Regions from separate parts of the Homo sapiens genome. Here region 2 is linked to region 1. The links are chromatin loops, found by intact Hi-C in ENCODE. Cell type or tissue: MCF 10A. All regions are shown on one strand.

Evidence for each region. A loop is a pair of places that touch in the nucleus more often than their neighbours do. Peaks named below come from ENCODE experiments on the same cell type or tissue, not always from the same donor. Only the 100,000 strongest peaks of a DNase experiment are listed, where the experiment ranks them.
Region 2: it touches region 1 in a loop (2.7-fold over the local background); 6 of 110 quality-filtered maps call a loop at or near these places.

Annotation. Positions count from the first base shown.
Region 1 is chr18:46,276,527-46,284,526 of GRCh38, forward strand. No RefSeq gene overlaps it. Among named protein-coding and RNA genes, the nearest start is that of ARK2C, 53 kb to the right of the region's middle. In MCF 10A, CTCF peaks have their summits at 4,826 (motif pointing right) and 5,104; DNase peaks (open chromatin) are centred at 4,845 and 6,925.
Region 2 is chr18:46,421,613-46,429,612 of GRCh38, forward strand. All of the region lies in intron 1 of ARK2C (arkadia (RNF111) C-terminal like ring finger ubiquitin ligase 2C), which reads left to right. It overlaps LOC124904293 (a long non-coding RNA gene), which reads right to left. Exons shown (of 2, transcript XR_007066355.1): 2 at 7,620-7,802. Among named protein-coding and RNA genes, the nearest start is that of ARK2C, 92 kb to the left of the region's middle. RefSeq lists enhancers at 3,154-4,118, 5,946-6,521. In MCF 10A, no CTCF peak of the experiment used is centred here; a DNase peak (open chromatin) is centred at 3,549.

The DNA of each region.
Region 1 (8,000 bases):
CAGTCATCTCGTAAAAATACTTTGTACAGGAAAGTAGAACAGGCTACAACCTTGCTCACTGCTGCAGCAGATCTGGAGGCTGAAATTGCTGTTCATTGTCTTCCTTCTCTCTATTCTAGATTGTCCTTATTGCAATACATAGGAGTGTATGTATTTCTGTTGCTTGGACTGTATGACTTAGGGTTCCATAAGAATACATATGGAATCTTGGGCAGCAAATGGCTTGGTTGGTCAGTAAGGGGCCTGAAAGGGAAAAGATGAGAAAGGAGACAAGGAGGTCTGGGGAAGACGCATGTGGATGATCCCATGGGAGTGGGCACAAATGCTTCCTAGAGAGCATCCACCATGGGAAGGGTGCCGAACAGCAAGATGGACAATGTGACTCACCCTGTAGAGGCCAGCTTTGTCCCCAGGGCTTGCACAGTAAGCCTATGAATGGAGTAGCCATGGTGACCAGGATGGAGGTGAGGCATGGGCCCACGGAGATAGCTACTGCCACTGCTGACTGGTGATCTGTCAGTGCAGAGACAGGCCCTGTGCCTTTGATCAGCCAGCCACTTGAGGCATCTTGACTACACCAGGGCCCTTCTACCTTGGAAAGGGCAGCAAATCCTTTTTCCTGGTGTTGCTACCTCTGGTGTTAAGCTGAGGGTTTCTGGAGTGCCTGATTTATCTACATATGATGCCTCATCACATCACTGTAGATTAAGAGGCCCATGTTGTGGCAAATTAGGTGCAATAAGGGTTGCATGACCGGGGGTTCACTGATGTGGTTATATACCGCAACTAGGGGAAGCCATGGACCTAATAGAATGATGGGATGGCTTGTTAAAAACTCAGTTTCCCAGAGTCAAACCATAAAGGTAAACAAAAAACAACAACAAAATATATATATATATATATATATATATTTAAAAACTCAGTTAAGGTTCCCAACTCAAGGATGATACACTGGGATTGGCTATTGTCATTCAGGATATAGCTGATACGTGGTACCAGTTGCTGGAACACACAGATTCGGGAATCAAGGGTAGATACAGGATTGGTCCCTCTCACCATCACTCTCAGTGATCCACTAGCACCAAGGTGAAAGAATGTCTAACATTCAGAAAATACACTCAAGAATAGGTCTGAAATCCAGGAGAATGTCTCTTGGTGCCATGGGCCCTTGTAGCAAGCATGGCCTGAAAAAGCGAAGTCACCTGAGGGCTCAGACCCCCAGGGATATCAATAAGTGTCAACCCATCAGGCAAGCAACCTGGAACAGCCCAAATGCTGAAAATGAGGAAAATCCTGAATAGAGGCTGGAGAAGGAAGACAATGAACAGCAACGTCAGCCCCTGGATTTACAGCAGCAGGGAGCAGGGTTGTAGCTCCTTCTGTTAACTTTCTTGTATGAAATCTTTTTGCTAGATGTCTGGCTACCACCTTGAAGACCCAGTAACAGAATGGACTTAATGAATGTGGGGCATGGGTGGATCAGAGTGGTGCAAGCAGGGAGTAGACCACTTTCCATGTCCTGCGTCACATCCCCTTCCTCGGCCTCTGACCAGCTGCAGCTGTGGCAGGCAGTTCTGTGTGAGCTTGGACTCATGCTGACAGCACCCCGATTTCCATCACACGGAGTGCATCATTCAGATTTCTATTTCAGCTCCTCCTCCGAAGTCCCAGGAGTCTGTTTGGCTTGTGTGACTCAAGCAGAGCCCAGAAATTAGGGGAGTTAATGGCCCTGGGACAACCCTCAACAATGGAGGATGGGAGCCGGTAGACATATGCCCCAGCCTCTTTGAGTTGGACAGTTCTGGGAAGCATTCTGTATGTTTTTCAGGAGATCCCAGCGGAATTGAGCCCCCATTGCTCATGGCAGTGACTTTGATGATGGACCTTATATTGGCTTTTCCTCCTCACTCTCACTTTTTCATTCTCCTCAATTCCTCACTTCTATGTCCTGAGATCAACTCCCAGTTAAACCACCTGCATCTAAATCCTTGTCTCAATCTCTGCTCCTAGGAGAATTCAAACTAAGACAGGAAGGAAAAGGTCAAGTTCACTCTGAGCTTGACGTGCTGAAGAGACATCCCGTGGAAATGTGCAGCAGGCAGTGGCCACGTGACTTTTGGAGATGCTGATTTATGTATCAGCATGTGGTGACAGATAAAACCACAGGCTAGAGAAAATGCATTCCTAAGAGGCCAGTGCAGAGGCATCCTTCCAAGGCAGGGGTTCTCAACCACGAGCCATTTTACCCCCCAGTAAATATTTGGCAATGCCCGAGGACATTTTTGGTTGTCACAACGGGAACAGGAACCTGCTACTGGCATCTAATGAGTAGAGGTGAAGGATGCTGCTGAACATCCTACAGTGCACAGGTCAGAACCCCATAACAAAGAATGATCCAGCCCAAAATATCACTAGTGCCGAGGCTGAGAAACCTGTTCTAAGGGCATTGCAAAGTACCATGAGAGTGATGCTGTGAAAGCTGGTTTCACATAGCCAGAGGGGCCAGCAGGCAGTGCTGCAGGGGCCATGGGAAGTAAGAACCAATTATTGCCCATTGAGCTCAGCACCATGGGGCAGAAGCCAGTGCCTTGAAGGCAGTCGATGAAGATGAGTACAGACTCTTTCCAGGAGCTTTGAGGGGAAGGAAAAGAGCAAGTGTTTGGGCTTAGCCAGAAGGAGCTGTAGAGTCAAGGAAGAGTTTTAAAAGATACTGGAATGATAAACATCCTGTATATGCTGATGACAAAGCACCAGTTGGGACACCAGAAAGGGATGACTGATGGAAGAGAGAGAGCCCCGGGACATAATGTGGTACTCAAAGCCAGATGAACTAACTTGGATCAGGTAAGGAAAACCTTCCCTGGAAGCTGGAAGGAGGCAAGGGTGGGCATAGTTATACCTACAGTTGTCAGGGAGGAAGGGTAGACTGTCGAGAGAGTTAACCTGTGAGCCTTTTTTGTTCTTTGCTTGTTTTGCAGGCTATAAGTGCAGAAGTGATAAGGTAGGAGGCCTGGTATTAATACCTCCTTGTTGATTGATTACATATGGTGGTTTACTGCAGTTTGCATTGCTCTGCTTTCCCGAGGGTCTTCTTGGGAAGTTTGTCCTTCTTTCCTGGTGTGTTTTAGAGGTAAACACAGGGCTATCCCAGAAACTCGGGTTTCTCTTGAGATGCCAGCTGAGACTCCCGTCTTCTCTGTGGAAAGCCCTGTGGAAACTCAAAGTTCACTCCAAGATGTTTGTGGACTTCAGGTGTAGGTTCTTGGGGTTACCTCTGCCTCTTGGTTCCTGTGTCTGCATGTGCTCCCTCTGTTCTGCCATGGACTTCAAACTTGGACATGAAACCTTTCTCTTACTCCACAGAACTGCCAGGGCCCAAGCATTTGGGTGTGGGCTGGGTCTACTGTAGATCTTGTAGTACCCTCGTACCATTTTGTGAGCACCTTGCGATCCTCGTTTCTTCACTGCTCCTCATCTGTTTCCCTGCAAATTTCCCCATCTCCAAATCCCTCTTCGACTATTTACCCAGCTGTCCTGAGCTCCCCACCCCGAAACAGGCTTAGCTCAAACTATCATGGTGCACAGTAGATAAGAAAGCCTCCTTTTAGTCGAATTTACGCTCCAATAGAAGGCGGTTATTGTGAAAAATAGTGAAAATGTACTATCTGTAAGGCCACAAATTGAGTAGTTAGGGTTTGGGAACCTCAAAGAGGTCTCAACTGGGAAGGCCCCACTCTTCAAAGACCATAGTCTCATCTGTAAGGAATTAGCTTTGCCAGGGACACTGTAGGGAGTTGAAAGGCACAGCAAAGGTAGAGGCAAATGAAAGGCCCAGGTGGGAAGAGGGTCCCGGCCAACCCTGCCCCCTCTGCTTGTCTCCAGAGGACTGGCCTAGAGGTCCAGAGGCCTGGCTTCTGGAACTTGCTACTCTACTTATCAGCCTATTATCTTAGGCCTTGGTATTCTCATCTGTAAAGTGAGTATAGTGAGGTGGGAACAAAGATTTGGTGATATAGGATATATGCTTACCTGCCTCAGTAGCTACTTGATATGTTTTTGAGATAGGGTCTCATTGTTGCCACCCAGGCTGGAGTGCAGTGGTGCCATCATGGCTCACTGCAACCTCTGCCTCCTGGGCTCAAGTGATCCCCACCACCTCAGCCTCCTGAATAGCTGGGACTACAGGTGCAAACTACCACACTCGGCTATTTAAAACAATTTTTTGGCAGGAGATAAGATCTCACTATATTGCACAGGCTGGTCTCAAACTCCTGGCCACAAGTGATCCTCCTGCTTTGGCCTCCCAAAGTGCCGGGAATACAGGTGTGAGCCACTGTGCGCGGTCAGCTACTTAATATATTTTACACACTATATCCCGTCTTTGATTTTGCAACAAGAGAAAGGCCCAGGCCTTAATATTTCTTGCTTGGATGTTCAGTATCATAAGCTAAATGGTTCTACATGATGAGCTAAATGATTCAACAGCTTCCTTCTTCCATGCTGGCCAGTCAGCCAGCCACAGTGGTCTGGGTGGAGACACAAATCCCTGGGGCCCCTCAGGAGCCTCTGCTCTACCTGAGAAGATGAAATGATTACAGACAAAGCCATCGACCACAGCGGAGACAGTGTGGGACTGATGGCCAGGGAAGAATTTGTTTTGGAAATAAAAATGAATTAACATTTTATTTTATTTATTTGATTATTATTATTATTATTTTGTATTTTGAAACTGGAACTCCCTCTCCACAGCCACGCAGAGCAGAGCCCTCCTGCCCAGGGGCACTTTACCAGGCTCATGATGCAGTCCCGGCAGTGCCCAGCAGAGGCCAACCTAGCTCTTCCCTAGTTCCGTCTCTGGCAGGAGAACGGAGGACTTGCTTGGAGATTTGGAGGCTGTTTCTCTAAGCTAATGTTTTGAAAACTTTGTTGACTATGATTCACAGTCAGACATAGATTTTATATCATGAGCCAGTATAGGCTTATGCACATGGATGTTTTGCTGAACAACACTTACTGTCACTACCTGAGTGTATTCTTGTCTATTTCTGTTCAGGTCTGCCAGATTGGGTCATTTAAAAGATGCTGCTTACACCCACTGGTTGATCTCACAACCCACCAATAGATGGAGACTTGTACTCGGAAACCCACTGGGAGTCTAGACTGGGCATGTGGGTCCGGTGGTGGGGGAGAGCTTTGGGGTCACCTGATAAAGGGCCTCCCAGCACAATGGTTACTCCACCCCTCTGTGTTCAGGTTTCCTTGAGGGTCTCTGAAATGGAATGGTAGTAGCACCTACTTGTAGAGTGCTTGTGAAGATTAAGGGGCCGTTGGTGTGAGGTGCTTAGGACAGTGCTTGCCCCCAGGAGGCGTTCAGTTTCTAACTTTTTCCAGTTAGAAACAAGGATTGCTGTGGAGTGCGCAGCCTGCCTGGGTGTCTCGTGGATTCATTGACCCAACCTCTGTTGACACTGGTTACCAAAGATAACAGAGAAAGCTGTGGCCTGGCCGGGGTAGTGGAGGAGCACACAGACAATTAGAATAGATGTGATAAGGGCTTAGGTGGCGATGACCACCGGGTGCTCTGGGATCATTTGGGCACCTGGAGGACTCCTTAGCTCAGCGGCTCTCCGAATGTGGTCTCTGGACCCACAGCAGTAGCAGTCTCACCTGGGAACTTGCTAGAAATGTATATTTTCGGACCTTAACCGAGATGTATAGAATCAAAGTCTGGGGCCGTGCCCAGCAATCTGTTTTCATCAGCCTTCCTGGTAATTCTGATGCCTGCTCCAATTTCAGAATGACTGCACTGCCTTTTGTTACCAGATTTGTTGCAAGTTACAGTCATCTACGGAGCTTTTGTCTAGGGTGCGCCCTGTACTGATTTAATCGCAATGTCTAGGAGTGGGAGTCAGGCAGCAGGATTTTTACAAAGATTCCCAGGTAATTCCAGTGTGCATTAAAGTAGGGGAACCACTACCCTAACCCAAACCTGGACAGTGGGGCACCAGAGAAAGCTTCGTGGAGGGGTGTCAGATAAGCAGAAACCTTAAATGCAGTTGGGACTTGATAGTGAACATACGTTGGAGGGGAATGTGGAGGGCTAGGAGGCCACTGGTGTCCATAGACATTTCTGAAGAGACTATAATCTAGTGTTAAGAAGCTGGACTACAAGAGTTCAATGTTCCAATGAGCTATGATCATGTCCCTGTACTCTGGGCTGGGTGACAGAGCAAGACGCTGTCTCTAAAAATAAAGAAGCTGGGCTATGGGAATAAGTCACCTGGGTGCGAATCCTGCTCCGCCCTTACCAGCTGTGTGACCACAGACAAGTCACTTAACCTCTCTGTTCCTCTTCCACACGGGGTTTCCGTGAGGATTAAGCACATATAGAAGGCACTGGTGGTATGGGCGTTGTAATCATAAATTGAGCTAAAGGCCCAGCACTAAACCAGAATGTTTTGGGGAGCTTAAGAGTCGCAAGAGATGGCACCAGCCAGATGAGAGGACAAAGCCACAAAAGGCTCTGGACCTAAAGGCACTGGGAAGCCATGGAAAGTGGCATGCATGGGGGAGCCACATGGAGATATGTGTGGATGTGCCAGAGAGCAACAAGGTGGAGGAGAGCAATCAGGGAGGGGCTCGTCCCCAAGAGACGGGGGAGATGTGACAGTGCCTGCCTGCCAGAGAGATGACTGAAGAGCTGAGATGGTGAAATAGGCAGGACTTGGAGACAGATTAGATTAGGTAGGAGTGGGAGAGGAGATGAAGAAATGTCCCTATTTCTGGGCTGGACGAATGAGGTGGTTGTGTCCTGATTTGGGGCACCCTTGCACACCCAGTTCCAGCACCAGGCTCTCTCTGTTCTGTAGACCGAGGCTGGGCCATAGGCATAGTGAGAGGAGCCTGCTGACTCACACTTCCCCCCACCCGACTTCCCAGGAACAATTTGAGTGTTTTGGAGTCATTCGTCATCCCTCGGTTGAAGACAGTGAAGGCCCATCCAGGCAGACTTACTTCTTGTTACTTGAATGTGTCGTGCATGTTCCCACCTCCAGGACTTTGCCCACACCTCCGCCTTTCCTCCCTGTCTACCAGAACCCAGCTGACCATCATCCCCTCCTCCACAACACAACCCTCCTTTAAGGCTCACCGCCTTGAGCCCTCCTGACCTCAGCGATTGTCCTGGAAGTGGGCAGCAGTCATGGATTGCTAGTCAATAGGATGTCAGTCCCTGCACCTGTGGCAACTGAAATATTAAGCTCCTGGAAGCTGAAAAGTGCCTCCCAGGTCTCTGCCCCTCCCAAGATGCCTGGCCTAGTGTTTTGTCAGACAGATGTAGGATGAGGGCCCTGATTGGACTGGGAGGAAAACACAATTCAATTACCAGCCAGGAAGGACTTGTTGAGAATTAGATTATCAGCCCCTGGGGGCTCGGTGGGAGAGAACAAAGGGTGGAAACTTCTCACAGGATTGCCCTCCCTGGGTCTCAGGGCATTGGGTATATCAGTTTCTGTAATGTGGTGCCTCTCCCATCCAGCAAGAGAGGTGGAGACAGCTGGGCTGAGCCCTCTTTGGCCTCTGCCAAATCCCCTCCAGTCAGCTTCTCCCGGTGCCTGGAGGTAGAGGTGAAAGATGACACCAGCACCCACAAGAGGCAGGACCACGGCCAGTGCTCTAGAAAAACCACTTGGCCCCTAAGGACTCCCTTACTGTGTGCCTATGGCCATGTTAGGTGCTGCACAGGACGTGCCAGAAATATTCAGATGGAAGCCTCAGAAATCATAGAAAGCCCCAGAAACAATGCCAGGGTAGAGGAAGTAAGAACTTGGACTTTGGACCCAGATAAACCCAGGTTTGGACCCTGAAATTGTTCACTGTCTAAGGCTCAGTGCAGGAGCCTGAACCTCTCTGAATCAGTTTCTTCATCTGCTAAATGGTCATAATAGCAGCTGTTATTCAAGTGATTAAAACTTTACACACACACATATATATTCAAAAGT
Region 2 (8,000 bases), 150 kb after region 1:
CCCATTATGCACAGAGGTTTTCTTCTGTAATTGTATCCTGTCTCTAACCAAATCTTCTAGGCTTCTTTCCCTTACTCCTGGTCCATGATGGCAACTGGAGCTAAATACTGGCCCTTTGCTGCTTGTTGGAAGCTTGCTGCTTAATTGTCTCATACCCATGGGCAAGTAGGGTTCCTTAGGATGCAAAGTCCCCTCCCATCAGTGTTTTGAGAGCAGGAATTCAGTTCCTTGGAAGAAGCTGAGCTTTTCATTAGAGATCAAAGCCTGGCCCTGGGGAAGCATCACAAAGCTGCTCTTGGCTGTAAAGGATCCCTTTGGGCATATCACTTTCTTTCTAGGCCCTTGGCATACTCCATTGGACTGGGAACCAATAGATAGAGAGGGAGGAAAGCAGACCCATGGCAGCCCTGGGGGCTAAGCCAAGCAATAGGCCTCTTGGGGTTGATGAGACTGGAGCAAAAGAGGTTAAACTGATACACCTGGAGTACATAAGGAACCCGGAAAGAATGGCCTTTGAAGCTGGGTTCTGGGCAGATGGCCCACTTTCGTTTTCTTCATCTCTGATTTATCTGGTGTGTAGTCAAGTAGTTAGCTTATGTAGTGTACCCCAGACTCTCAGTTCTGCCGTTCAAGGTTCCCCACAATTTCCCCACACCCTCATTTTTCCTGTATCACTTTCCCAAGCACCCTGCCTCTGAATGACTCACAAAGGGTGCATTACCTAGTTGCATGAAATCCGAATTTCTCCCAGGCTAGAAAAGTCAGTGTGGGCCATTGAGAGACTCAGAAGATACAGGAAACAAGATTCTGAGCTGTATCCATGCAGAGGGGAGAGGAGGCTCCCTGGGGGCCATGTTGAGTAGAACGTGAAGTCTGTCTTTGGACATGGGCCTCCTCTGGACTACATCTCCCTCCACCTGGGCGCAGCCCCACCGGCTTGCTCCCTGAGGACCCAAGACTTGCTCTCTCCTTACTGCCATGCTTCTTCCCCCCGACCGAGGTCCAGCTCTCTGTGCCTTCACAGATGGTGACTGTCCAGTTTGGCAACTTTAACTATGATCAGGCCAAAAGGAGGGTAGATGTTGCAGGGAATTTGCATCATCTCCTGGTGGGCCAAAAAGGGCCCTGGAAGTACTCCAGGTCACACCCCCGCCCTTTGCTGGTGTTCACACTCCTCTTCTGAGCAGTTAGTGGGCCTCTGCATGGACATCTGCAGTGATAAGGAACTTTGGGAGACAAAATAAATTCTGAGAAATGTCTTCCTTATGTTGACTCAAATCCGCCTACTGGAAAGACCTTTAGCCTTTGACTGCAGCTATTACCTGACCCAGAGTTTCCTCTTCCCTGCTCATGCCCAGATTCTCCAACTGTTCCTAGTGTCAGATTACTCAAGTCCCTTCACAACCCTGCTGTCCATCATCAGAGTCCAGTTTATCAATGTCCATTTTAATATGAGTTTCCCAAAATCAGTTCCAGTACCCAGGAGTTTCCTTCAACCTTTCCATCAGTTAAACCCTGTGAAATGCAAGCCCTAAAGCCTTTCCTTTGGGGGATGTCCAAAGGCCCTGGGATTTGTCTTGCTACAGAAGCACCCAAGGGCCTGGAAACATTTGGCCTGCTCTACAGAGGCAGGGCTTGTCCTTGGCATTTCCTTAGTCTAGGGAGGAGGCCTGGGGCTATTGGCCAAGGCAAACTGCACTGTGCCTGAGCAGTTGTGCTCACCTCAGCCATTCCTCAGCATCTCCCAAAGAAGAGATTCAAGCCTATTCCCCATGGAGGCCAGGAGCTAGTGCTTTGTTTCTTGGTTACTGTCATAGGCAGGAACAGGCTTACTCCTAGGGGAACTCAGGAGAGAGAGAGGGATGGGGAGAAGAGGTGGTACCACCAGGACCATGGCATGTTATTTCCATTCGGCAAGCCACCAGGCAGGTGGGTTCCTCTCTGGGCATACCACGTGGAGACGTGTATGGTTGTATGAGGACCCATGTGCTGGAAGGCCGTGACACTGATGTGGCAGAGCAGGGGGATCACACTGCAGCACTGGGACTCAGGAGGCCTGGATGCCAGCCCCAACTTGGCCATGACTACTCTAGAGCCCTCAGACATGCCACCCCAGATTTCCTGGCCTCCAGATCTTCATCTGTAGAATGAAGGCTGTGTGATCTCTGCACTTCATTTAGCTAGGATATTGGAGGATTCCATGAAGAACTATGCTTCTTTACTAGCTAATAACTTCATCCTTACCTGTTCTAAAATAAAGAACTCTTTCTTCCTCCTTTCCCTCGTTCCTCCTTCTTCACTGTCCTCTCTCCATGTCCTTCCCTCTTTCTTTTCCTCTTTTATCCAGTATCTCATTATCCTCCTGTCTCAGAATATCTCTAAGAATATTCCCTTCTAAGAACAAAGGGCATTTACTGCATGGTACCTCCTCCGAAAACACTCACTTCGCAACTTTATTGGAGATAAAATTCATACACAAACAAAATGCCAAGTATAATGGCCTAAATGCCACAAATCAGATGGAGAGGAGAATTTCATCCACCTGGGAAGGTCTTGGAGGGCTCCCAAGGGAGTTAACATCTGCCCAGGGTAGTCAGGGTTGGACAGGATGCAATGGTCTGGCAAAGCAGGGTGGCAGTGCCAGAGGGCAGAGAATGGCTGTCGAGGGCCCAGAGGCAGGCAAGGCCCCTGGGGGTCTGGGAGAGATGAGGAAGGTCAGATACAGCAGTGAGAGAGAGCAAGGCTGGGAGGGGGATTTGGGCAGGGAATGGAATGCTTAGAACTGTGCTTTAGGAAAGTTAACGTGGCAGCCATTTATTTGGAAGAGGGATTTCGAAGGTCAGCGCTGGTCCTTGTTTCTCCCTGGTTCCAGCCCACTTCAAATGCTGGGTGTCACATCACAGCTCTGATGTGCCCATCTCAGGTCTGCTCTGTCCAGCTCTAGGACCCTGGCGGCGGTACAACACTGAACACAAACATCTTCCTGGCGCTTTCTACTTTCTACTTAGCCTCCCCGTGAATAAGATGAGAGGCCTGGTCAGAAGCTATTTGAGGCCCCTGCCAGCAAAGAGATTTCAGCAGGTGTGTGGGATCAGCAGCATCACTGCAGGTCACAAGTCCAGGAAACTAGGGCCTGGAGAAGTCCATGGGGCTGTCCAGGTCTGACTGTGAGGGGAAGTGCCCTGGCCTTTGGGACAGAGACCTTACACCGGGTGACTCTGCCTGGCTTTGAAGACTTCTTGGTAGTGATGCCTTCCTCACTGGCCTCTGTGGGCAGAGACCTGCTTTTCAAAAGGCTGGCTTTCTTTGCTGCTTGTGTGGGCTTTTCAAAAAGGAGCCAGCGCTGAACCCCGGCTCTTGAGGCTGAGCCTCTCCAGCCCTGTGGCCGGCTGTCCTGTCTTCTTTCTCCCTGCCCCTCCCTGGTGCCTTTGGAGAGGGAGTCTCGGGCCTTCCCCTCCTTTCTGACCATCAGGGCCCTGCCTCCAGTGTCCCCTCCCTGTTCTGCCCCAACACTGGGGAAGAGTGAGGCTGGCTCAGTAGCTGAGCACAGCGGGAAACCTGACACCTGAGAGCTGGCCTGAGGAGGCGGGAACTCGGGCTTCCGGGGAACCCCAGAGAAGCCTGGGAGGGTTTGGATCCCATCCTACTCTCCCAGGATCCCACATCCCTGGAGCAGGCAGAGCTGGCTCTGGTCAGCTGGCAGGCCTGCAACAGGGACCCTGGGCAGACCTGTGCTTGAATTGCCCACCAGCAGAAGGCCATCATCCCTGGGGTAGCCCCGGGTGGGTGGCAGGCCAGGTAGAGATGTCAGGTGCCCTGTGGGGCCTTTCAGGCTGCCTGTTCTTCCCCTCTTTCAGCCCCCTTTTCCTTGGAGGACTGGAAGGCAGTGCCTCTCAGCCCTGGAGTCTTGAGGATGAAACTCCACTTTCCTCCAGAGCAAGTCCTGGGGCTGGAGCATCAGGACCTCCAGCTCGGGAGTCAGTCTTCCCTGAAGAAGCCTTGCTGCCTTCCACGGTCCCTGGCATCTGACTTCTTGGCCTGGCTCTTTGCTCCTGCCCAGGCTCAGCCCTCATTCCACTCCCCTCATCTGCTGGCCAGAGGAGCCTCCTGACTGCACCCAGTGTGTCCTCTTGGTGTCCTGGCCCTATTTCTGCACTGTCCTCCTCCCTGGGAGGCCCCCCGTCTTAGTCTGTTTTGGATGCTCTAACAGAAGGCCATAGGCTGGGAGCTTATGAACAACAGAAATGCACTAATCACAGTTCTGGAGGCTGGGCAGTCCAAGATCAAGGTGTTGGGAGATTTGGTGTCTGGTAAGGGTCCGCCTCCTCATAGATGGTTCCTTCCCTCTGTGTTCTCACTGGTGGAAGCAGCAAGCCGGCTCTTTGGGGCCTCTTTTATAAGGGCAATAATCCTATTCATTGGGTTTTATCCCCACTATCTAATCACCTCCCAAAGGCCCTGCCTCCTAAATCCATCACCTTGGCGGTTAGGATTTGAACATATGACTTTGGGGTGACACCAACATTCAGACCACAGCACTCTCTCACTGCTACCATATTTCATCAAGCTTCCTGACTCCCTGGGCTCTGTTCCCTTCTGCCCGTCCACATTTGGCTTTCAGGAAACACCTTGCTTCAAATTTCTACTTTGTTACTTATCAGATGAGTGTCCCAGGCAAGGCAGTGAGCCTTTTAGAGACTCGGGGACCTTGTCACTGTTATCCCCACCCACCTTCCCCACTGATCTCTGCTTCTCCCTTTCCTTTCCCTCCCCTATGGGTTCTTCTGTCCTCCTATCCACCCACTATCCAGCAGCCAGCAGTCCCCAGGCATTTGTGGGTCACCTATAGTGTGTACCATGTGTGCCAGGTGGGCGTCAGGCGAGCCCAGCACCTGTGGGTTCCCCCTGTCCCAGCTGTGCAGGGCTATCCTCAGCCCTGGACCCACCTCACTCAGGCCCCCACCCCCTGCTTTATGGTACAGCTCCTGGCCAATTCTCAGGTGTGCTCACTGTCCTTATCAACTCCAGAATTCTAAGATGCACATTTTTCTTCTGAAATGAATGTGTGTCTTACCATTGATGTGTTTATTTAATGTGGTGTTTGTTTGTTTCTGGGAGACCCTTCTTTCTCCCTACTCCCTAAAAATATTATTTAGCTCATAATGGGTCTTTCAACTGATGTCATTTTAGCCTGGGGAAATATGACAAATGCATAATGTAATCAGTGACATCTGGAGATTATTTTTTAACTTGAAGGAGTAACTCTAACAGGGAAAATTGCAGGTTGTCTATTAATGGGGTATTTGGGATGTCTGTTTTTCAGACATCACTGATCGTTGATTTGTCATGGACCCAGATATACTATCCTGGGAGTTTCACTCCTTGGATCTTAGGGACCAAACAGAGCAGCTGCTGCCTGGTACTGTTACAGACCCTACATGATTTAGGGCTGAGGAGAGGCCCCAGGGGGCAAGGTGGATGTTTCCACTTCCAGTTCCCTTCTCAGCAGGGTGCTGAGACCAAGAACCACTCTGGGGATGGAGATGGTGGAGGGAAGAAGCACAGCCTCCCAGAAGGGAAGTCAAAGGACCTTGCAGGTAGAAATTGCCTAGAATGTTACAGACAGCCAGGTACCTGTGCCCACCTTCCTCTGGCTGCCACCCCGGAGAGAAGGCATCTGCTTTCACTTCCCAGTGCGTCTGCTGGAGGGCACAGGTTGTAGGATGGTAGAAACCTCCCCAGGCTGGGGCGGTTGGTGCTCCTCCTAATGAGGCTCCAGAGAAACCTGAAGGCCCCTTGGACAGAGTGGGTACTCTCATGGCAGGAGGGGCTGCTGCGAGGCAGGCAGCTGCACGTTCATGGCAGTGGGGGAGGCTCCACCAGGGCCCACCCGGGAGGGTACTGGCCAGCTCTGCCTGACCTGGCCCTCCCATGCCACAGCATCAAAACCCAGAGCCTACTTGGCCCCACTTGCCATTCTCTTTCCCGTTCCGTTTCAAACCAGTCTGCCTTCAACCAGCCTCAAACCCGCAGCCCCTTCGAGCCACGGAGCTTCCCTCACTCCCCACAACAATCTGTCAGACAAGCAGGTATTTACTGGGTGCCAGCACCAAGCCAGGTGCGTGGGGATCCAGATACAGCAAAGACACGAAGCCCAGCCTGGTGGGGGCGGCCAGTGTGAAGAGACAGCTCAAGGTAGCCACTGCCAGGTGCCAAAGGAGTGGGAGAGAAGGGAGTTCTCAGAGCTCAGAGGAGGAAGGCAACCCTGGGGCTGGTGGGCAGGGTGGTATTTCTGGAGGAGCTGAGAGGAGACACGGACCTTTCGAGATGGGAAAAGCAGCCAGGGAGATGGGAGCACAAACTCTCCAGTGGGAACATGAGAGAAGTGGACCTCCTAATGAGTCTCCAGAGAAAGCTGAAGGCTCCTTGGTAGACCAGTGTGGACGGCTGCGGGAGGGCTTGGAGGGGGTCTGTGGGAAACAAGGAGAATGTAGCTTTAACACCAGGCCAAGGGGAGGCCGGGCGCAGTGGCTCACGTCTGTAATCCCAGCACGTTGGGAGGCCGAGGCTGGCGGACCACGAGGTCAGGAGATCAAGACCATTCTGGCCAACATGGTGAAACCCCGTCTCTACTAAAAATACAAAAATTAGCTGGGTGTGGTGGCAGGCGCCTGTAGTCCCAGCTACTCGGGAGGCTGAGGCAGGAGAATGGCTTGAACCTGGGAGGTGGAGATTGCAGTGAGCTGAGATCGTGCCACTGCACTTCAGCCTGGTGACAGAGCGAGACTCCATCTCAAAACAAAAAGAAAAACAAAAACAAAAACAAACAAACAAAACCAGGCCAAGGGGTTTGGATTTCACCAGTAAGCAGTGGTCACTGCTCCACTCTATCAGTTAGGAAACTTGGCTGAAATGCTTTGCTCTGTGTACGGAGTTGGCTTTTTTCCTATAGAGTTGCACTGTCCAAAATGGAAGTCACTCACCTCCAGTGGCTCCTGGGCACTTGGAATGAGGCTAGGGCGAATTGACATGTGTGGCAAGTACAAAATAGCCACCAGATTTTGAGGACATAGTAAGAAAAGGAAAGAGTTTTAAAAAGCTCAATAATTTTTTACATAGAATACATATTGAAATAACATTTTGGATATGATGAATTACAGAAACATATATTATTAAAATTAATTTCAACTGTTTCTTTTTACTTTTAAAAGGTGACTACTAGGAAATGTAAAATTCCCTGTGTGGCCCACATTATAATTCTGTTGGACAGTGCTGGGTGAGAGTCTTGACAATACCCGTTTTCACCCCATTCTTTTCCTTTATAGACATGCTTATCTTCTACTTCTCTTCTTTATCCCTCTACTGTGCTTCCCTTTTCTTGCCCTCCTTCCCTCTGTCACACTGGCAGTCTCCTTCCCTTTGTCCTGTGTGATGGTAGACCATGGAGTGAAGGGAAGGGGGTCCGGTGCCGCTTGCTCATGCTGCAGCCCCCGGACTCACCAAAGCCAGAATCTATAAGGCAGAGAGGCCTGACTTATGGAAATCCTTGTGGGAATTAAAGTTCTAGATAATTCTTTTCTGGCTCACTTGCAGTCAGGCAGAAATTCTTTGGATTTTCATTTCTTTTTGCAAAGATTTATTTTTAAAAATTGATCAGTGACATGCACGTAATATACAAGGCTGAATAGACTAGCATAAGACACATTGAGCCAAGCAGCTTCGGTCTGCCCTTTGCCCTCCACACCAGAGGCAAAATCCCTCAACCGCAGTGCGCTTTTAACTCTTCTTCAGGCATTTCTTTCCTGAAAGACATAAATTACCAAGCAAATTTACAACCAAAGATTAGATTTCTATTTGTCTATTTTTAAATTTCTGATATTGCTTATGTTATTCATATTGTGGAAGAAATGTCCTTTTCTGTTCTAATATAGCTTATTATTTGTTTTATTGTTAATATAGAAATGATGTTTACTGTTGAGCCAAGTATAACATCATACAGG